Regions from separate parts of the Homo sapiens genome. Here regions 1, 3, 4 and 5 are each linked to region 2. A link is a contact called in ENCODE Hi-C data. All regions are on one chromosome and are shown on one strand. The core of a region is the stretch at or near the end of the contact, and the rest is flanking DNA. Distances in the headings are between cores, read along the strand shown. Region 1 overlaps TRERF1 (transcriptional regulating factor 1). Region 2 has its middle 15 kb from the start of ZNF318. Region 3 overlaps TFEB (transcription factor EB). Region 4 holds the start of FOXP4-AS1 (FOXP4 antisense RNA 1). Region 5 overlaps LOC105375059 (a long non-coding RNA gene).

Region 1 (4,124 bases), core at 453-2,952, 1.1 Mb after region 2:
AGGCAGGAGGATCGCTTGAACCCAGGAGGCAGAAGTTGCGGTGAGCCGAGATTGCACCATTGCACTCCAGCTTGGGCAACGAGAGCAAAACTCCATCTGAAAAAAAAAAATTGGACTCATTAATGCTTCAAAGCCTATGCTTCTAACTAATAATTGATCCTAGCTATGAAATATACATACATAAATACATTTATATTTGAGCCCAAATAACAGAGAAAGTAGAAATCTGTAGAATAGAATGGTATTGCTATTTTTTTCAATCAGAGATGGCAGTATTCTACATTCAGGATTTCTTGTGACCAGGGCTTTTGTTTGACTCATTTAAGTAGTGATGTATGATATCAGAATAGTCTTTTGCTCGTTTGTGGCCTAATGTTTTAAAAAACATGTGATCACCCAGGCACTGTGGCTCACACCTGTAATCCCAGCACTTTGGGAGGCCAAGGTAGGTGGATCACGAGGTCAGGAGATCGAGACCACCCTGGCCAACATGGTGAAACCCCATCTCTACTAAAAAATTAACTGGACGTGGTAGTGCACGCCTGTAGTCCCCACTATTCAGGAGGCTGAGGCAGGAGAATTGCCTGAACCCGGGAGGTGGAGGTTGCAGTGAGCAGAGATTGCGCCACCGTACTCCAGCCTGGGCAACAGAGTGAGACTACATCTCAGAAAAAAAAACAAAAAACAAAAAACAGTATGCTCTCCTCCAGTTCAGTCAACTAAAAGCAGTTGAACTCCCACAATGTAAACAGCAATGTGTATGTAGTGCTGTGGGTAACCCGGGATGTTAAATGGCCCTTCCCTCCTCTCCCCCGACCACACAGAACATATGTCCTTGTTGGGAAGATATAACACATGTAAGTGGAAATACACCATGAACCCCAAGAGTGTTTAAAAGCAGTATGCAATGAGATCCAGAAAGTCTTAGATGCAGCGTTAAGGACTCTTTCACCCAATTTCACCATTTTACAGGAAGAAAGTTGAGACCCAGAGAGAGGAAGGGGCTTGCCCCAGGTCACACAGAGCATTGCTTTCCAAATGAGTAGAAGAGACAGTAAACAAGGAAGCACAAAGATTCCTAGCCTTGAAGACCTAGGCTTTGCTCCTAGGCTTGCTGGTCTGTAAAATGGCCAGATGATTTAAATGATTTAGAAAGTCCCTTCCAATTCTGGAATGTTCTGGGCTCTGTCAGTGCCGTGTTTTGGAAGAGGGGCAAAATCAGAGAATATGGTCTTCTAAGGTAAATTGGTGTATCTTAGGCTTGGGTGTTATCAAGTGCCTAGGACAGTGCACAGTGCCTGGCATAATACAGTCACTCAATAAATGTTTGTTAAATGAATGAGTGAATATTTTTCGAAGATAGGAGTTGCTCTGATTCATAAACATTCCTTCTGTGAATTCACTGGAGGGAGATGGAATGAACAAGGGGATGCTGAGCAGAGGAGTGACACTAACAAAGATGTTTCCACACAAGGCAGAGGCACCGTCTCGGACTGCCTGGGCTTCGAAGATGGGTAGGGAGACCCAGGCCGGCGTGAAGCTTCAGATTAAGGAGGAGAGGGTAAGAGGGTGCCCAAGGGGCCACACCCTCTTGGGTTTATTCACCAGGAGCCAGTGTTAGGCTGGGCCAGGAGTGTCCACACCCTCATTACTTGTGAGCTTAGGGAGAGCAAAAGGCTTATGTGCAGAGATGACTCAGGCCCACAAAAAAAAAACAAGAAAATCTTGATTAAAGGCCAATATGGCAGCTCACAGCTCCTTTGTGGGCACTGTGTGCACAGTCAGCCTTCTAAGCATAGTTTGCCGAGTGGAGATGAAAAATTGGGATCATGGGGATCCTGGGGAGGGTGCGCCTGGGGAGGGTGTGCAAGGCACAGTCCTAAGATGTGGTCCTACTCTTTGTCCTCGGGGCCTGCCTGGGACACCTGGGATAGCTCTCCTGATCATGTATCTTCAATGTTTTACGTAAGGGCGGGTGACCATTTCCCTCCAGATGGAACATGAAGGAACATGCTCAGGTGGTTCAGGGATTATTGAGGACTTGAGAGGGGAAAAGAAGGAGGTTTGAAAGGAATGATTGCCCTTTAGCTAAGTAGCCGGGAGGTCAACAGAGCACAGCTGCTCACTCAGCAGGGGCAGTGTGACTGGAAGCAGAGGCAGGGAGCCAAGATGGGTTCTGTTAATGAGGTGAGAGGAGAAGGTGCTGGCCACACCTTCCTGTCCCCTGCCTGTGCTCATGCTCCCCGACTCAGGACAAATATATGGGGCTGGCTGTGATCAAAATTTAGCACAATTCAAGAAACCAACTGAGGCAGTTAACTGACTGTGGAAAACAGCAATCAGGGCTCCAAGGGCAAAGGTAGAACTCACCATGATGTCAGCACAGTTACCTACAGCACAGTCCATTGATGGGGGCCTTGGGAAACATCCTCCTTCCCTTTGGCATTTCAAAGCAGCTGGTTCCAGTAATATTGAGAGATTTAGGATCTCTAAGCCATTTACAGATGGATAAACATGCACCTGTGGACATGTGCAGCCAGACCAAAGAGTGAAGAAGGTTGAGGTTTTGGAATAAGATAGGCCAGGTTTTGAATCTCAGTTCAACTTTTTTACCAGCTGTGTGACCTTGAGAAACTTATTTATTGGGTCAATTTCCTCATTTGTTTAAAAATGAAAAAATTTTACAGTGTTATGAGAACTAGAAATTGTGTGTGTGTGTGTGTGTGTGTGTGTGTGTGTGTGAAATGCATGATTCTCAGCAGGCATTCAATGTTGTCATCGTCATCATTATTATTAGTGACTAACACACAAATTTGTGTCTTTGAGCAGATTTGGGTTGTTGAGCATTTGTATTCTGACTTACCAATTTCTCATAATATGAATTCCATTTGCATGCTTGGGAAATAAAAATATCCTCCTCAAGAAACTCTTATTGTGGACACTCGAGGGTCTGAGCACCATGTTAAATGTATGGCCTCCTCCCCACCCCCATATTTGCCCACCTTCTAATTTTGGAATATAGTAAGTGTTTTGTTTCACAATATATCATAAAATGACCAACTTGTTGTTACGAAGTTCTACATGTTAAGATTTTTGTTCTTGTATTTTTGTATCTCTTAGTCACTTTGGTGAGCCATGTGGTTTGATGGTAAATCATTTTGTGATTTATAGATTGCCAGTTGAAATAACACCTATCTAAATTCCTGAGACATACATAATCATGGTACAGTGTGACTTATAATTTTGTGGCTATATGGAACATTTCTTCTAAGAATGTTTAAGCCAAACAATGGCATTGTGAGAAAATTGTCATTATAACAAATACCATGAAACAAATGGCATTGTCATCTGTTGTGTGTAATTATTTTTAAATGCCAAACTGTAGGCCATGGGCTACTTAATGTTTGAGACCACAAAGTCCCAGTTTGACATAACATGGTTTTACCTGAAACTCTTTGGGGTGGAAAGATGGTGGAGTCTTACAGAAATAAGACCACCTAAGTGAAATCAACCTGTATGTTCTATACTAGTAAGAGGCTGGCTGCTTAGATCATAAACCACTTTGTCAAATGTACTAGGCCTACATCAGTGTTCACTGAGGTCTTCTAACAAATGTGATCATTACTAATTAATCCTGTTTACCAATGGAAACTGAAGCCATTTCTTAAATACACCCTGTTCATACTGCATCGCAAGTATACATGTATGTGATATTAAATAAGGACAATACTGAAACAGTGAGGGGCTACTAAATGCCACATACATACTGGCATTGTCTCCCTCTCTCACACACACACCCCAAATCCAAACTGTAGAGAGGAAGCTTATGTTTTCTGGGTCCTAGGGTATCACTACTTTCAGAAATCTTTATCCTTCTTGGAAAGTCTTGCTTCTGGGCTTTAAGAATCATAGGCTCCCCAGACTTATATCACTGTCAGGGGTAGAGTAGACTGGAACCCACGTGCATTAAGTGATGAGTTATGCAGAGAGCCTAGCAGAGACAAATGACCTGCCAGGTCAGGGGCAGCTGGACATGCCTTTTCCTTCCTCGTTTATAAAACGACAGGTCTGTTTACAGCCTATTCGGTGGCATAGTAAATGTGAAAGCACTTTGTAAACTGTAA
Region 2 (4,441 bases), core at 1,800-4,299:
GTGATCCACCCACCTTGGCCTCCCAAAGTGCTGGGATTACAAGTGTGAGCCACTGCACCTGGCCCAGTATTTCTATGTTTGTGAATACTTATAGTATTCATACTGTCTCTTCAAATGAGAAGAGAGTGATTGGCATGATGGAAAACCTAAAGACCCCTAACTCTGCTAGGTTTATTTTCAAAAAGAGATTGAGTCTGGCCTCATTTAAACTGCTGCCAAAGAACAAGAATAACTGTGAAAGAAGCTCCCTCTAGAGGTGAGAAAGTATGAGAATTATTTACATTTATAATAGTAATGAGGTTACAAAACTATACGATCACATCTGCTAAGAAAACACAGTTTTCTATGTCAGGATTTGTTGGAGGATTTTTGTGTGCTTGTGAAAGCTGGATCCAGGGGACATGTAAACAACTTTGGCTGGCAGTTTGGCCCTATGATTAATGGATACCAAATACACAAATACAGAATTGAATCTAAGAAAACACAGAACAGTACTACATCTACTAGAAAGGCTTACATTAAAAAGAAAACCTGACAATACCAATATTTGGCAAGAATCTGGAGCAGGTATAGTGCTTATACACTGCCAGTGTATGAAGTTCAAGAATCAGAAAAACTGATCAAGGATATTAGAAGTCAGAAGAATGGTTACATCTATTTTGAGAGAGTGTTAGTGAAAAGAAAGGGATGCCACACATGGTGGCTCACAGTCATAATCCCAGCATTTCGGGAGGCTGAGGTGGGAGGATCACTTGAGCCCAGGAGTTTGAGACCAGCCTGGGCAACACAGAATACCCCATCTCTCTCTCTCTCTCTCTCTCTCTTTTTTCTGAGATAGAGTCTTGCTCTGTCACCCAGGCTGGAGTGCAGTGGTTTGATCTCAGTTCACTGCAACCTCCACCTCTTGGGTTCAAGCAATTTTCCTGCCTCAGCCTCCCAAAATGCTGGGATTACAGGTGCCTGCCACCACACCCAGCTAATTTTTGTATTTTCAGTACAGACGGGGTTTCACCATATTGGCCAGGCTGGTCTTGAACTCCTGACCTCAGGTGATCCACCTGCCTCGGCCTCCCAAAGTGCTGGGATTACAGGTATGAGCAACTGCACCCGGCCCCTATCTCTTAAAAAATGAAAAGAAAGAGAAAGAGAGAGAGAGAGAGAAAAGTACGAAATACAAACAAGACATTGATGAAGGCAAGAAGGTAAAATAAATAAATAAACAAATAAATGCAATTGAAAAGGAAGACATTAATCCAGTGAAGTATTTTTCTTTGGCTTAATAGCAGAAAACAACAGATATAACACACATCAATCTACACTGTCTCATGGTTACATGAACTTTCTGACTCTGCTACAAGTTAGCACATAGGGATCCTGACCCATCTTACCATCTCACAAGATATGCTGGCCCACTGAACTCATGACATCAAACTAATAGGGCATATGGAGTAAAAAATAGCAAGTATCTTACACGCTTTAGGAAATATATGTATACCGGAAGGTAGGGAGGTTCAAGTACAAAGGCTTTTCACTTCACTGATATTTCTTGATGTTTAGTGATCTTGCATACAGGTGCTCCCTTCAAAATGAAGGACAAGTTGCTTTACTTGTGCTACCTACCCCTAAACCAAAAGAGTCACATCACTTAGGTGAATTTAGAGACAACATTGATCATATTTGGGTTACTGCTCTGACCTCCTTATCTGGTCACTTGAAATGAAGCCATACTTGAGTGAGATTCAGAGGAAGAAAAGGTTCTCCAGCTGGTCCAGTCTGCAGTGCAACTTAGTCCTTGCGATCCTTATAATGTTCAAAGTGTTTGTGGCAGACTGAGGTACTTTATCATCTATGGCATGTCCTGATAGAATAATCATAGCAGAGGCCCTCTGAGCATGCCTTTTGGCAGGTAAATATTCTCTCTTTGAGAATCAGCTCTCAGCTTGCTGCTGGGCCACGGACACAGCATGATCATGGAACCCAGCATGATCACAGCATAATCATGAACTGGCTATCATCTGGTCTTCCTAGGTATAAAGCTGGTTCATACCTAGGACATGGATCCATTATCAAGTAGAAATGACATACACAAAATGAGGCCACAGCAGATCCTGAAAACACAAATGGCTCCTAGCACCCACACCACTACTTCTGCTGCATTGCTATTTCATCTACCACTATAACCAATGAAATGGGCCTTGTTACCAGACTGCAGTGGAATAAAGTCATGATTAGTTTGTAGCTGTCTTCACCTAATGTGCTGGCATTAGAAAGAAATGGGCTGCTGTGATACTGTGGCCCCCAATCAAGGGTGACCCTGAAGGACACTGAGGATAGTCAGGACTTCAAGAAATACAACTACCTGACCAGTTTTCCCAGAAGGAGAAACAGGTTAAGAGTCTACACTGATTTGGCCGGGCCCGGTGGCTCATGCCTGTAATCCCAGCACTTTGGGAGGCCGAGGCAGGTGGATCACGAGGTCAGGAGATCGAGATCATCCTGCCTAGCATGGTGAAACCCCGTCTCTACTAAAAAATACAAAAAAAACCCCAAAAAAATTAGCCAGGCATGGCGGCACGCACCTGTAGTTCCAGCTGCGTGAACCTGGGAGGCAGAGCTTGCAGGGAGCTGAGATCGCGCCACTGCACTCCGGCCTGGGTGACAGAGCGAGACTCCATCTCAAAAAAAAAAAAAAAAAAAAAGAGTCTGAGGTTAATGGTTTGGCTAGATGATTAGGGAGTTAGAAGTGATATTAAAATGAAGTTGGAGAAGTATAATGTGGAAGAACTTCTTAAAATGGTTCCCAAATGTGACAGTATCTGTCATGATTCAGTTGCAGACCACAGATACCACTCTACTTAATTTAAGGGAGAAGGGCGTTATTACCAGGGATCACGTGTGGCTTACACAATATTTGTAAGGGGTAGGGGAAGAAGCTTTAGGTGGAGCTTGTAAGAGCACTCCCCACACCCAGAATCTCACTGATTCTGCTATGCTTGGGTAAGCTATGGCTTCCACTGCAGGAAACCAGCAAATCAGCACGTCGGTAACCACAGAACCACACTTCCTCTGTCATGATTCACAGCAGCAAAGTGAATACTTCATATCCTGCCTCTTTCTCCACATCACTCAGTTAACTGGGTTTCACATTCAAGTCTCATGGGAATATACCTGATTGGCAAAAATCTCAATTACACCTGAAACCATAACTGTAATAGGATCTGAGAAATACAGCTTTTATCTTTCTAGACTCTCAGTATAGAAAGGTACGAAGGAGTTTAGAATGTATGTTGAGAAAACCAGTCTAAGGAGTTTAGAACGTATGTTGAGAAAACCAATCTACTATAATGAGAACATTTGTGCCTCGTGAGTAGAAGAGGGTTATCAACAATCAGGTAGAGAAGATGAACTGCTCTATGGATGGTATCCACCCTTTCCCCTAGTTACACCAGAGTGTGCTGTATGAGCTTGTGAACAAAGTGACCATGGGACCACTGATGGAGGCAATGCATGTTGAGTGTAAAGGCTCAATCACGTGGACGTTCTCACACTAAGATTGACCTGCTACTGCCAGTTTGGACCTCTTCCTTCATGGACAGGGCAGTAATTTATCTTCATTGTAGAAGAAACTTACTTTAAATTTCTATATATTTTTCCTACTCACTGTATTTTTGCCAGCACCATCCAGAAACTTACTGAATGACTCATAAGGCATTCAACATGACATCCCACACAATGATGCTTTTGGCCAAGGGAGTACTTTTACGGTGGAAGAAGTAAGACAGCTGGGATACACAATTCAACTCTTCTGGGATTCCTTATTTAGTTTTATTGTATATTCCAGCTAGTCTTATAGAATAGGCTTACTGAGGTCTTAGTTTTTATTTTGCCAACTGGAGACAACATCTCATAAGATCATAGCGGTATCAGCCGGGTACGGTGGCTCACGCCTGTAATCCCAGCACTTTGGGAGGCCAAGGCGGGTGGATCACTTGAGGTCAGGAGTTCGAGACCAGCCTGACCAACATGGTGAAACCCCATCTCTACTAAAAACACAAAATTAGCCAAGCGTGTTTGGCACATGCCCGTAATCCCAGCCACTCGGGAGGCTGAGGCAGAAGAATAGCTTGAACCCAGGAGCTGGAGGTTGCAGTGAGCCGCAATCGCACCATTGTACTCCAGCCTGGGTGACAAGAGCAAAACTCTGTCTCAAAGAAAGAAAGAAAAAAAAAGATTAGAGTGGTATCCTACAGAATGTGACATAAGCTCTGAAATAGTGACCAACGATGTGGAGCATTTCTCTCATAACCAAAAATATACAAGGGTGGGGATGAGATATATAGGTGAGGTGGTACCTATTACAGTTACACTTGTGGCTGGGCGTGGTAGCTCACACCTGTAACCCCGGCACTTTGGGAGGCTGAGGCAAGGGAATCTCTTGGGC
Region 3 (4,374 bases), core at 1,823-4,322, 1.7 Mb after region 2:
CTGCCTGGAGCAGGGAGTTCCCACCAGCTTCTGCCCAGTCCTTTGATGCCCCCACCCTTCATGGAGGGTGGCCGGTCACCTGGCTTGTGATGTAGGGTGCACGCGGGCATGCCGATGCCTCCATCAACACAGCAGTTAGGTTCGAAATGCTCCAGGTCCTCTGCTAGCTGTGGGGGACTCTGAGTGATGGGCCAGGGGGTAGGCCAGGCTGGGTTGTGAGGTGGGAGGAGGTGGTGGCTCCCTGTCAGAGAGTGTCCTCTCCTGGAGGGCTGTTTGCCCAAGTTATTCTTAGCACAGACTCATTATAGAGTCTATTTTTAGCCCTGTTTCTAAGTGTTGCCAACATCTGGTGCAGCCAGCACTAAAGGGGGTGGGGGTGGCAGGGGCTACTCCTTTGGACATTTCTGGGGACTGGAGCCTCTGGCAGGAGAGCAAGGACAGAATCTTCTACTTCCTGCACCTGCCACAGCTTGAAGCTTGGCATGCAGTAGGTGTCCTATTCATGCTTGTGCGTTGATTGCTCTCCCAGGATCTCATCCTTCCAGCTCTAGCTCCTGTGAGTGGGTGGGTGGTGGGGATGGTGTTACCACAGCTGGAGAGGATGAGCTGAAGGTGCTCATCAGATAGGTTTCCCACATCCACCCCTCAGGGGTCCAGTTGGCCTCAGACCCCTGCAGAGAGGCCTCAGAGGAGGGAGGCAAGCCCCAAACTATGGTGCTTGTGACAGCTACCGCTGAAGGAGGAGCCAGCAGACATTATAGGGAGGGGGTGTACCACTGGGGTGAGACTGCCTGGGGTTGAATCCTAGCTCGGCTCTTTCCTAGCTGTGTAAACTTGGGCAACTCATCAACCTCTGTATGCCTCAGTTTCCTCCTCTGTGAGATGGAGATGGGAGTGTAGTGTTGTGAGGATTAAGTAAGATAATACTGTATGAACTGCCTAAATAGAAAGTGCTGTATAATAGAGAGGTGGTGGTATTAGTAGCAGTGGTAGTGCTATATTACTGAGAAGCTCCGTATGTGACATCCTGTTGGGGTGAGTTGGGTAGGAGACCTCTCAGCTTTTCTTTGAGTGAGATGAGGCTTGCAGTGGGGCTCAGAGGAAGTTGTTATAGCCAGGCACCACGACAGTGGTGATGTCTGCAAGGCTGCAGTGGGGGTCAAGAGCTATGTGCTGGGTTGGAATCTGGGCTTTGCCACTCACAGGTTGGGTGACCTTGGATGAGTCACTTAATCTTCCTGAACGCCCACTTCTTTATATACAAGAAAGAAATGATAATACCTGGGTCATAGGCGTGATGTACGTGGAGCTTTTTGCCCTGTACTGGGAGCATGGGAGGACCTGAATCCGTGAGACTTTTTTTTTTTTTTTCTTAATTGAGACAGATTCTCGCTCTGTCGCCCAGGCTGGAGTGCAGTAGCGTGATCTCGGCTCACTGCAAGCTCCGCCTCCTGGGTTCAAGCGATTCTCCTGCCTCAGTCTCCCGAGTAGCTGGGATTACAGGCATCCGCCACCACACCCGGCTAATTTTTGTAATTTTAGTAGAGATGGGGTTTCACCATGTTGGTCAAGCTGGTCTCGAACTCCCGACCTCAGGTGATCCACCCGCCTCAGCCTCCCAAAGTGCTAGGATGACAGGTGTCAGCCACTGCGCCCGGCTCATGAGACTTTTTTGGGAGTGGGGGTGTTGCTGTGTCCCTTTCCCATGTGGAGGATGGGGTCCTGTTGTCTTGAGAGTCTTGGGAAACAGCTTGGCCTGGAAGTTGGGAGGGCCAGGGCTGTGGTCCTAGCTCTCCCTAAGCTGTGTGGTCCGCACATACTCCCTGCTTCCTCCAGACTTCCGCAACATGGAGAGGCCAGAGAAAACTGTGGTTTTCAGATTCTTCGTCACAGTCCCAGAAGGTGCCTTGGGTACTATCTGGGAGCGTGGGGGAGGCCCTGGTTGGAGGCCAGGTGGGGTGGTCCTCCCACTCCCCATGCTGCTCTCCTGCTCCTCACACTGACTCCTGGTGCTCCATGGAGCGGCTTCATCCTCATGTTTTACATATCAAGGGTCCAGGCCGACTTTGTCTGAAAATGGGAGTGCTGCTGCTAACATCAACCTGGGACTTTCTGGTAGGTGACTCCCAGGCTCCTTGTCGTCTGACATTTTGTGCCCTCTGACTTGGCATGGACTCCCGGAGGAGTGCCAACCTGTATATCAGGGTCTGGAGTGCTGTGGTCACTGGATTCCCTGAGGGCTGGAGTCCCTTGGGGTGTGGAGGGCAGAGGAGGCTGCCTCCAGGGCCTCTCTGGGGCCGGGCCGCCACTCAAGGGTAGAGCTTCCAGCGCTGCCCCAGTCTCCCCGCACCCTCGGGATGGGGGTCCCCTGAAGACAATAGTCCGTCTCAGAAGCAGTGTCTCACAGGAGGGAGGGGTGATATGGGCAGAAAGGCCCTGCCAGAGTGCTGGCATGTAGTAAGTGCTCAAGAAATATTTGAAATGAATGAATGGAATGATACCATCAAGGCCGCACCTCTGATCTGGTGATGAATTTTCCCTCGCCTCCCTTTTCTTCCTTCTCGCCCCTGCTCCCTCTTCCCCATCCTCTGCTTTGTCTGACTAGCCATAAGCTACCCCAGCCTGGGTTCCAGATTCAGCCTTATTCATAATCTAGAACAAAGACACTTCCCCAATGTGAGTTACAGTTTGTTCATCTGGAAAACAAACACGATGGGCTCAGGTTCCGAAGGCCCTTTGGTTCTCACCGTCTCTTTTCTCAGGGCATGGGAGTGATTTCTCAGAGTAGGGGTGGTAGAAGCACATGCATACACACACGCACACACACAGACACGCACGCACATGCACGCACATGCATGCACATGCACACACACGCACACATGCACACGCATGCACATGCACACACACGCACACATGCACACGCACACACACACACACGTGCACACACACACGCACACACAGGACTCAGTGCAGTGGTCTTGGCTGGGAAAGGTCCTTGCCCTCTGACCAGGAAGGAGCCCTCGGAGCTGAGGTGCTCCCAGACTCAGCACTGTTTGGGGCCTACAGGATGTGGTGTGGCCCACTCTAGCTCAGGCTGGGGGGTTCCTGTGGGTGTCAGGGGATGGGTGGCCATCCAACTGTGTCCACTGGGCTGGGCTGCCACAGTGACTTTGTGTATGACCTTCAGGGAGTGTGGGTGGCATGCATCAGGACGCCTATCTGTGTCGTTATGACTGGGCGTGAGGGAGGGTGCCACATGTCTAGCCAGCCAGGGAGCAGGGCCAGTTAGCTCCTGTTCCTGGGTGCCTCCTGGCTCTGGGGAGAATAGAAAATGATTCATGCAAAGGGGCCCTCCCTGTTTTGGCCACAGCCTGAGGAGTAAGGTGGCCTGGCTGTCTGCCTTTCCCTGCTGCCCACCAGGTGCCTGAGTTCTCCCCTCCTTCCTCGCCTCAGACCGCGTTTCTCCCTGGGGGTAGGTGGCTGCCCTTCCCTGCAGCCTGACACCCTCTCAGAGACAATTAGAGGAGTAGGCTGCCCATGCCTACAGCTATAAGAGTGAGTCAGCGTAGGGACCGGAGGGGATCAAGTCTCTCTGAATCCTGCGGCCAGACGGTCCCTGCACCAGAAGAAGTGGCCCAGTGAGGCCTGGGCTGGGATGCTGTGGTCAGCACTGATACCAGCTGAGTGGCTTTCCAGCTTGAGAAGACCTGCCAGGGACAGGAGAGGACAAGCTCCACCTGCCCACCACCCGCCTCGCCATCCTGGCTGCAGCCAGCTGGTGACTCATTCTCCTGGGGAGTGAGCCAGCTCCTCTCCTGGGGTACCCCAGCACCCTGGTGCAGGCTGGGTGGCCAGGAGTCCTGGGTGCCTCAGAAAACCTGTGCTGAGCCCAGGGCCCTGGTAAGCTGGGGAGGGAGGACTGAGGCCCTCTGTATGGGGTGGGGGTCGCAGCCAGACTTCTCTTGCTCCTTCTCCTGGCCCCCGCAGACTTCACCCTCCCTCTGGCCAAAGAGGAGGCTGCAACCCCAGATTACGTAATAGGTCCAAAATGCCTCGCAAGCGAGCAGCCCAGCCAGTGGCTAGACTCAGGAGTCCCCATTTCCCAGTACCTGCCACCAGAGCAAGTTCCCATTCCCTTCCTAGGCCGGGTGGGGGAGTGGGTGGTGCTTGCTCACCCCTGGAAAGAGCTGTGCTGCCTGGGAGGGGGTGGGGAGGCTTTCTCCAGAGACATGAATTCTTGGCCTGACCCCAGATGCCAGCCTGCCTGCCCAGCTCCACTCCAGAGTAACGCTGGGTGCACACACAGCCCCATTGTGTGCCTGGGCCCCGTGCCTGCCCAGGGCCTGGCACCGGCTCTATCAACAGCAGTGGCTC
Region 4 (4,366 bases), core at 546-3,045, 1.8 Mb after region 2:
AACATGTGGCCTGGCAGTGCTAGCAAATTAATAATAAACGCCATCCCTTGATCAGTACTACCATGCACCCGGCACCGTGCAAGGTACTTGACATCTGCTCTCTCATCTAACTCCCAAACAGAATCTCTAAGGTGGGTATTATGACCTACTTTACAATGTAAGAAAATTGAGGTTCGAAGAGCTTAATTAAGTTCTCCAGAGTCCCATCTCTAATGCCAAGTTCCAAAGCCTTTTCCACTCTGACACATGTTCTGCCCTGGGGAGGCCTCAGTTCCTTGCTCTGGGTTCCAGAGTTCTGGAACCAAATCTGAGGAGGTCATTCCAGCCAACGGAGCCTGAGAGTCCTGTCAAAAATAGTACCTGCCCTGCCTTGGTCTAGGGAAGCTGGAGCGTGGTAAGATCTGTGAGAAGGGAAACTGTGAGGAGTTTCTTGGATGGAAGAAATTATTATTTCACACAGTTTAGGCTATTCAAAAAATAAAGACATTGTGCCTGCTTAGGATGGGACTGGGGGGCTTGCACTGTGGCTGGAGAGACAGGAAACCGCCAAGGCAGTGGGGTAGGAAGGGTTAAGATGCAGGGAAGGCTTCCTGGGGAGACAACCCTTCCCTCCCCTTGCACCTCACAACTCTCCTCTGAAACAGACACCCTGTTCCCATTCTTCTCCCCTCCACCCTCCCCCCCACCATGTGATATCTGTCTCTCCTACCCCAACAATCTGAGGTCCAGACAGCAGACCCCAGCCTTCACTGCTTGGGTACCCCAGTACTCAGCCTGGGACCTGCCCAGGCAGAGTAGGGGCTCAGCAAACATTTGGGGGAATTACTGGATCAAAAGCAAGCCTTCCTCTCCCAGTCCCTCTGCTTCCCTCCCACCAAGGAAGAGGTATGTTTGGGGTAGGGGCCCAGCAGGATATGCACATTCCTGGCAAGAAGGGACCTACCTGCCTACAGCCAGAACGGAAGTTTTCGGCTCTAAAGGCAGAGGAAGGGGGCTGGGGGCGTCTAGGTGTGAGGAAGATCCCTACACAGAAAGGGACAGGAGCAGGTCCCTTTGCAAGTGGGACCCTTTGCAAATGCTCTGGCCCTGGCGTTCTCCAGCACTGGGGTCAGGTCTTTCTCTCTCCAGGGCTCAGGGGTTCCCCAACTCCGTAACTCCTGGGAAACCTGTCCAGGACAGGGAGAAGGACAGAAAACTCCACCCAGGCGCCCAGCCCTTGGTGCCAGGAGAGAAGGCTCCCATGGTCTCCCAAACTTAGTAGCAAGGCTGGAGCCAGGATAAAGTGGGTCCTGAGGGTCCCGTCCCGCAGGAGAGATTCAGCGCTCACCCTGGCCCTGGGTGTGGAGGCTGAGAGGGGGCAACCACAAAACCACCTCTTCCCCTTGCCACCTTGCCCCACTGACTAGAGTGTGAGTGACTCCCCCAACTCACAGTTTTTTGAGTTTCAGATCGAAAGGGCACCATGGGAGCCAACAAGCTGTCCAGGTACCAAGAGCAGAGCCCCAGTATCCTCCCTCCAGCCACCAGGTAACAGAGCCCCAAAACCCCGAGGCAAAAGTTTCTCAAGTTGAAAAAAAAAAAAAAAAAAAAAGGCCTTCAGACTTCCCCACAGCGGTTTTCCGCGGGGGCGGGCAGAGGTTTTCTGAGGCCGTGGCTCCCCTTCAGGCGGCTGGGTCCACTGGGCCTGGCCTTCGGCCCCTGCACCTACCGGCTGGTTCGCAGCAGGGGGAGGGGGTGGGGGAGAGCTCAAAATGCCCGGTGCCCGCAGGGCATGGCGGTCAGGGGGCCCTTCAGCCCTGGTTTTCTGTGGAAAGTGAGCTTCTGGGTTCGACAGTGGGACCGGCACAGACCTTCCCGCAGCTACAGGCCATACGACAACCCCGCTGCTCTTTCTTTCTGCGGGCACTCGGGCCAGTCCTAACAATTGCCCCTCAAGCTGTGTGTGCTGCCCTAACCCTCAATCCCGAACCCGAAACAGTGCGTGCTGGGACGAATCTAGGCAGGTCTCCGAAACCGGGGTGAAGATGCTGAAGTTCAGGTAAAAACCCGCATTGGCCAAAATGCTCCCGGGCTTTCTCGGGAGTCACCCGAATGGCAACTTCAGGCTCGGGTTTGGTTCTCCGGACTCCCCACCCCTATTCCCGGCTCCAGGCGCCGCGGTCAACCTGCGGGGAGACTAGACGTTGGGGTGCCAGACACGCGGTGATCTCCAGACGCCCGAAACGCCAGGCGCCGAGTGAGCGAGGAAACCAGCCGGGAGGGGGCTGGCCAGGGAAGCCGGGGAGCAAAGGAAAGAGCGGGGCGCGCTCTGGGCTCAGGGTTCCCATACCCTTTCCCCCCAACCTAGGATCGGGGTGGGACGCAGGTGTGTTCACGAGATCGCCCCAGTTGGGGGACACAGGGAATCCGCCGCCGTCTGGGCCTGTCTCAAAATCCGCATTCCGCGAAATTACCCGGTCCTTTATGGGGGCGGCCGGGACCCCAGGTCGCATTCTAGCGCCACTGGCTGTGCTCTGACGCAGCCCAAGGAAGTTTGTTTGGCGTGGATGAGGAGCCCGAGGCTGAAGCGCCGCCGGTCAGAGAGGTGCTGGGGTTGTCCAGGGGAGATACCAGACTCCTCAGTTGGGGCGGGGGGGGGTCCTGCTCGGTCACTCCGGGCTCCTTCCCTGGTGGCCTCCGGGCCCCCGTGGCCGCCCTCTCTTCCCCCCTTAAGTGGTGAAGCGGGAGCTCTCTCCACAGCGGGTGAGTAGAGGTGTCAGCCAGATCGTTTCCCCACCCTCCACCTCCGGCGCACAAATCACAGGGGCCATTTCCAGACGCTCTCAAGTCCCCAAGAAGTTTTCCGCTCTATCCCCGAGCTGACCGAGCGATGGAAAAGGGGCTGACTGGCCCTGGCACTTCCGAGGTGCGACCTCAGCAAGACAAGTCCCCTCTTCACCAGAGACGACACGGCGGGTAGGACCGCGATCCCCCGCTCTCTTGCCCCCATTTTCATCTGTCTCCGGCGCGTCCTGGGGAGTCCGGTACCGACTAGAGTTGGGGGGAGCCACTTCCCTTCCCAGCTCTGGAAAGTCTGGGCCGGGAAGTATTCTTTGTCTGACTCGGGGCGGGGAGGGGGTCGCGCCCCCGTACACCCCATTCCCAGAGGCCCGGCGGGGAGGGGGCGGGGCCCAGATTCTTGGGGAAGGGCGGGCCTCGGTGGCCTCTCCGGCCGCCCCCCTCCCCGCCCCGGCCTCCGGCTGCCCCCACTCCCGCCGCGCCACAGCCCCCACCTGTTCCCGAGGCAGCTCCGGCCCGCTGGGGCCCGGGCCAGGGGCGGAATGTCGCGGCTGCGCGGGGTCAGTGCGCCACGGCCGGCCCTGGCTGGAACAAAGTGCGCCGGCCCGGGCCCGGCTCCTCCTGGCGCCCGGCGCCCAGCGCGTCTCGGGCGGGCAGTTTGCAAACACAAAGTGAGCCAGCGAGCGGGCGAGAGAGTGCGCGAGCGAGGGAGTTGGTCTGGTCGCCCGCCCAGCCCCCACCCACGTCCCTGGGCCCGACCCGCCACCTACCTGTCCCGCCCGGCCGCTCCGTGCGGGCTCCGGCCCGTCAGCCCGCGCGGGGCATGGGGCTCGCTCCGGTCGCAGCCCGGGCCCGCCGCCGCCCGCCGGGGCTGCCCTTCCGCGCCGCCCCGCGTCGCGCAGCTCCCGGGCGTCCTCCCAGCGCGCCGGGCCGACCGCCGCGCGCCTCAACCCCGCCGGGGCATGGCACTTTGTGGGCTGCTTGGCTCGCTCCGGCTCCGCTCTTCCTTCCCGGTCCTTCCGCGACGCTCGTCAGCTCGCTCCGGCTCCCGGGCTCCCGGACCCCGGCGTCCCCGCCCCCGGCCCAGCCCTGGTTCCGGCCCGGGCTCCTCCCCGCCGCGCCGCCGCCGCCTGCGCCGCGCCCTCCTCGCGGGCTGGGGGCTCCGTCCCGGCCGCCGGCCGCCGGCCGCACTGTCCGGTCCGCAGGGACGGCGGGCTCCGGACTCCGAGGGGCTGCGACTGAGCCTGGGCTGCGAGTGGCTGCGAGCGGGCGGCGCGCGGGCGGGGCGGGAGGGGGCGGGGGAGGAGGAGGGTGGAGAGGGAAGGAGGGAGCGCGCGGAGAGCGAGGGAGGAGGGAGCGAGAGAGCAAGCGGCGGAGGGAGGGGAGACCAACTTCTAGTGCTACCATAATTCGCCTAAAGCAGGTGCAGCAACTTTCACCCCGCCTGGCAGCCCGCTGAGAGCGAGAGAAAACCACGTGCACCAAACTTTAGGGGAGGAAAAATGGGAACGTGGGGAGAAGACGTGAGGCGGCAGATCTGAAAAAGATGGTAGGTGGAGGGACCCCAGGGATTCACCCTGGCCTCGGA
Region 5 (4,002 bases), core at 1,197-3,696, 1.4 Mb after region 2:
ACTGCAACCTCCACCTCCTGGGTTCGAGCGATTCTCCTGCCTCAGCCTCCCACGTAGCTAGGATTACAGGTGTGCACCACCACACTGGGCTAATTTTGTATTTTTAGGAGAGACGGGGTTTCTCTCTATTAGTCAGGCTGGTCTCGAACTCCTGACCTCAGGTGATCTGCCCTCCTCAGCCTCCCAAAGTGCTGGGATTACAGGCATGAGCCACTGCGCCCGGCCCCTTAATTTTGTATTTTTAGTAGAGACAGGGTTTCACCATGTTGGCCAGGCTGGTGTCAAACTCCTACCCTCAGGTGATTCACCTGTCTCAGCCTCCCAAAATGGTGGAATTACAAGCGTGAGCCACCATGCCTGCCCTGCTTGCCTGGACTTCTGAGTGGCCCCAGCCTCGCAATGTCACTTCATGCTTTCCTGCTACTGAACAGTGCCAGTGGCATGGCTAAGGAGAGGGACCCTCCTCATCACTGAGGGTGGACTGAGATCCTCACAAGATGCAGGTTCTCCTTCCATGTCACTGGAGGCGCATAAACCCCTCTGCCTCTTCCACACACCAGCTGTGTTATCAGGGTGAATTATTATTATTTTTTTTTTTTGAGACTGAGTCTTGCTCTGTCACCCAGGCTGCAATGCAGTGGCGTGATCTCCGCTCACTACAAGCTCCGCCTCCTGGGTTCATGCCATTCTCCTGCCTTAGCCTCCCAAGTAGCTGAGACTACAGGTGCCCGCCAACATGCCTGGCTAATTTTTTGTATATTTAGTAGGGACGGGATTTCACCATGTTAGCCAGGATGGTCTCCATCTCCTGACCTCGTGATCCACCTGCCTCGGCCTCCCAAAGTGCTGGGATTACAGGTGTGAGCCACCGCACCCAGCCATGGGGTGCATTCTTAACCTCTCTGTGCCTCAGTGCCCTTATCTGTAAGTTGGAGATAATAATAGTATCCACCTTACAGGGCTATTAGGAGGATTACATGAGTTGTTAGGAGGCTTTATGCACGTACAGCACTCAGAACAGTGCCTGGCCCTAATAAGTGTATGTATTAGGCTGTTATTGTGACACAGGTGTTTGCCTGATGTAAACACTGGCAAAACTTTTAGGCCCCAATGCTAGTATATCAACCTAGGGATATCTAAGCCAAATAAAATAATAAAACCTTCAGAGTCAGTCTTAACGTACAGATTCCCCCATTGTACAGTTAAGATGGTCAGTGACAGGGTCAGGACCCTGCTTGCATCCTGTATTTTTTGCTTTTAGTGTTGGATTTTGTACTTAGTGTTTAATAGATGATAGATGGCGGATGGATGAGTAGATACAGACTGGCATTCACAGGTACCCAAAGGATACGGCTACCCTAGTTATTATAATATTTAAATACTACCAGTTCTCGCTATTCTCACCAGTTATATTCTGTACAGTCACCACGAACACCAAACTGGTGAACACTGGCCCATTGCTCCTAGGGGAAATACAGGGTTAGGTTTCTGTGAGCCACTGGTCACAAGACTTTCATCAACTAATCAATACATAACTTTGTTTTCTGTGTGTTTCTGTTTGAAGACACCTTATTGAATATATAGTTAACTCATTAACATTGAACTCATGCCCCACAGCACGATACTTCATGCCCAAACAAACCTGATCTAATGTATTTTCTCTGTAAGGCGCATACAGTCATCTTGTACTTAGAAACATTCGCCAGCACGTCAGCCCTAGGCTCGGGGGCCATTTCAAACAGCGAAATCAACAAAAAACCCAGCAATGCAGAAAAGGTGGCACTAAGTAGACTGTGACAAGGACACTTGTTTACATTACGAGAGCTGAAACAGGCAGAGCACTGCCCTGTCCCACCTCAGCCAGGAACATGCATGTTGGGTGACTCAAATTTTTCATGGCTTTGCGCATGTCTGTGAAAGATGACAAAGCACCTCAAGTATTGATTTCGGGGTCACAAATTTTAGCAAGGAGGCAAATTCACAAATACAGACTCCATGAATAATGGGGATTGGCTGTACCCGTACATGGTCCCCCTCTTAGTCCTATCCCCACAAGATGCAGCCATCTGCATATCTACTGCCTGGCCCAGCATGGGGCCTCCAGCACCCCGAGCCAGCTCTTAGGCCAGCGCCATCCCACTTGTTGACTCTCCCATCTCTCTCCTGGTGGTATAAATGTTGCTGCCCTGGCTGCACTGGCGGAGGGGTGAGGAAGCCCTGCCCTGCCACCTTTCCCCTTACGCTACTTCCCCACTGCACATGGGGCCTCCCTTGCGAGCCAGACCCACGCATGTGTAAAGGAAGGCGGGATGACACACAAGCAGAGGCCACCTGTGACTGCTCCAGGCCAAGTGCTGCATCAACACCTGGGGAAGACCCCCTGGCGGTTGGGGGGAGCCTGTTTTGACCTGATCTTTATTTACCCCTCAAAGGAAGTAAATAAATAGCTCTTTGTTTCTCTTTGTGGATGTGCCTGTACCACACTGGATGTGCCCGCTGCACACCGTTAAAAACCATGACCCAGCCCCAGAGGAAGTGGTAATACAACGATTGTTTGTTTTATTTTCCATTTATTCTTACATCTCCTCCCCGCCTCCATCCTCCACCCTTTTTGTGTGTGCTGAGAGGTTTTCTTTACCAACCTGGGATCCAATCATTTGTTCATTCATTTCTTCATTCACTCATTCCAGTGTGTACTGAACCATCATAGTGCTAGATACTGGTAAATATGAAAGACATTATAGGAGAAAGTGAGGGTGCTTTGGCCTGTGGATTCAGGCCAACTTGGATTCGGATCCTTGGAACTGTTTCCTGGCAAGATGATCGTGGATCTCTCCCAGCAGAATCATGGGCAAACTTCAGCCTTGTGGAACTCAATCTGAAAATTGAGATCATACTGTCTCATCTCACACGACTGTTTCAAGGATTAAAGACAGAGCAGTGATTTCCCCATGGTCAGCACTTAATATGTGATGCTTGCTTCCTTTAAGCTAGCAAGGTGGTAACAAAGCTTGGAATTTCTTCTCCGTCTCTCTTCCCTGTGGCTGCCAGCCTCCTTCAGCCCTTTATGGGCACCCACCTGGATTACTGTACATTTCTAAAGCTCAGAGACTGTTAGAGGCTTCCCAAGGCCTGCAAAATCAAATTCACCTTCTGTTGGTGTTCTGTTCTCCTAGGATCTGGGCTCAACTCACCTTTCCAGGCCTTTACCCACAGTGAATCTTTATAACCCTCTCCCTGCTAGCTAGATCTAATAGATCCTGGGGTGTTCCTGCTTCCATTGCTTTGTGCACACTGTCCCCCTTCCTGGAATGCCCTTTATCCTCCTCTCTCCATCCAAACTTGACCAGTCTTCAAAGCCCAGTTTAAATCCACCCAGTTCCTCCTCCCACATACCCTGCCTCCTGGGTGGTGTTTCCTAGTGTGTATTATGTGTGGATAACAACACCTATTATTGTCCTTACTAGACTAGGAGCTCTTTGAGGACAGGCTCTGTGTCTCATTGGTTTCCACCCTTCTCTCATTCATTCAGCACATGTGAAGGATGACTGCTCTGTGCCTTTGGGCCCGTCCGTGTTTCTCCAGCAGTGCCCATCACTCTGTAGGATATTCTCTTAGGAAAAGTTGGTCCAACAAATGAGTGAGGGGAAACAGAACAGAAGGTGGCAAATACTAGTCCCCCTTATTCACAGATCCCTAGTGGATGCCTGGAACAGCGGATAGTACCAGACTCTCTGTATATTATGTTTCTTCCTATACATACATACCAATGATAAAGTTTAATGTATAAATTACGTACAGTAAGAGATTAACCACAATGACTAATAATAAAACAGAACAGTTATATATTGTAATAAAAGTTGTGTGAATGTGGTCTGTTTCTCTCTCTCTCTCAAAATATCTTTTTGTACTGCACGATGGGTAACTAAAACCAAAGATAGTGAAACTGAGGCTGGGCACGGTGGCTCACGCCTATAATCCCAGCACTTTGGGAAGCCGAGG

Evidence for each region. Hi-C counts contacts between places; a loop is a spot of excess contacts on that map. Pooled maps may share reads with other maps.
Region 1: a pooled map shows a loop between it and region 2 (2.6-fold over the local background). The contact joins two enhancer-like sites. A Hi-C loop is called at or near these places in 3 of 37 single-sample maps with no recorded cell type and 4 of 50 pooled maps.
Region 3: a loop to region 2 is called in a pooled map, with 6 times the contacts of the local background. The contact joins two enhancer-like sites. A Hi-C loop is called at or near these places in 5 of 37 single-sample maps with no recorded cell type and 4 of 50 pooled maps.
Region 4: a pooled map shows a loop between it and region 2 (2.8-fold over the local background). The contact joins the promoter of FOXP4-AS1 here to the enhancer-like site in region 2. A Hi-C loop is called at or near these places in 4 of 37 single-sample maps with no recorded cell type and 2 of 50 pooled maps.
Region 5: a pooled map shows a loop between it and region 2 (15-fold over the local background). The contact joins two enhancer-like sites. A Hi-C loop is called at or near these places in 2 of 37 single-sample maps with no recorded cell type and 3 of 50 pooled maps.

The regions. Positions count from the first base shown.
Region 1 is chr6:42,237,454-42,241,577 of GRCh38, reverse strand. The region is part of intron 15 of TRERF1 (transcriptional regulating factor 1); the gene reads left to right. Among named protein-coding and RNA genes, the nearest start is that of MRPS10, 22 kb to the right of the region's middle. Within about 2 kb of position 1,702, at least 3 of the 41 ENCODE cell types and tissues checked have a DNase peak (open chromatin) inside an H3K27ac peak, as active enhancers do.
Region 2 is chr6:43,382,504-43,386,944 of GRCh38, reverse strand. No RefSeq gene overlaps it. Among named protein-coding and RNA genes, the nearest start is that of ZNF318, 15 kb to the right of the region's middle. RefSeq lists an enhancer at 3,267-3,446. Within about 2 kb of position 3,049, at least 9 of the 41 ENCODE cell types and tissues checked have a DNase peak (open chromatin) inside an H3K27ac peak, as active enhancers do.
Region 3 is chr6:41,712,674-41,717,047 of GRCh38, reverse strand. The region is part of intron 1 of TFEB (transcription factor EB); the gene reads left to right. Among named protein-coding and RNA genes, the nearest start is that of MIR10398, 19 kb to the left of the region's middle. RefSeq lists enhancers at 156-215, 456-555, 666-715, 2,796-3,519, 3,520-4,245. Within about 2 kb of position 3,072, at least 26 of the 41 ENCODE cell types and tissues checked have a DNase peak (open chromatin) inside an H3K27ac peak, as active enhancers do.
Region 4 is chr6:41,546,050-41,550,415 of GRCh38, reverse strand. It overlaps FOXP4-AS1 (FOXP4 antisense RNA 1), which reads left to right and starts at 1,795. Exons shown (of 2, transcript NR_126415.1): 1 at 1,795-2,038. FOXP4 (forkhead box P4) reads right to left here and starts at 4,035. Exons shown (of 17, transcript NM_001012426.2): 1 at 3,549-4,035. RefSeq lists silencers at 2,719-2,868, 3,159-3,338, 3,409-4,088 and an enhancer at 4,239-4,348.
Region 5 is chr6:42,021,000-42,025,001 of GRCh38, reverse strand. It overlaps LOC105375059 (a long non-coding RNA gene), which reads right to left. Exons shown (of 5, transcript XR_001744119.2): 5 at 2,762-2,878. It also overlaps a transcript of CCND3 not described here. Among named protein-coding and RNA genes, the nearest start is that of TAF8, 28 kb to the left of the region's middle. Within about 2 kb of position 2,446, at least 8 of the 41 ENCODE cell types and tissues checked have a DNase peak (open chromatin) inside an H3K27ac peak, as active enhancers do.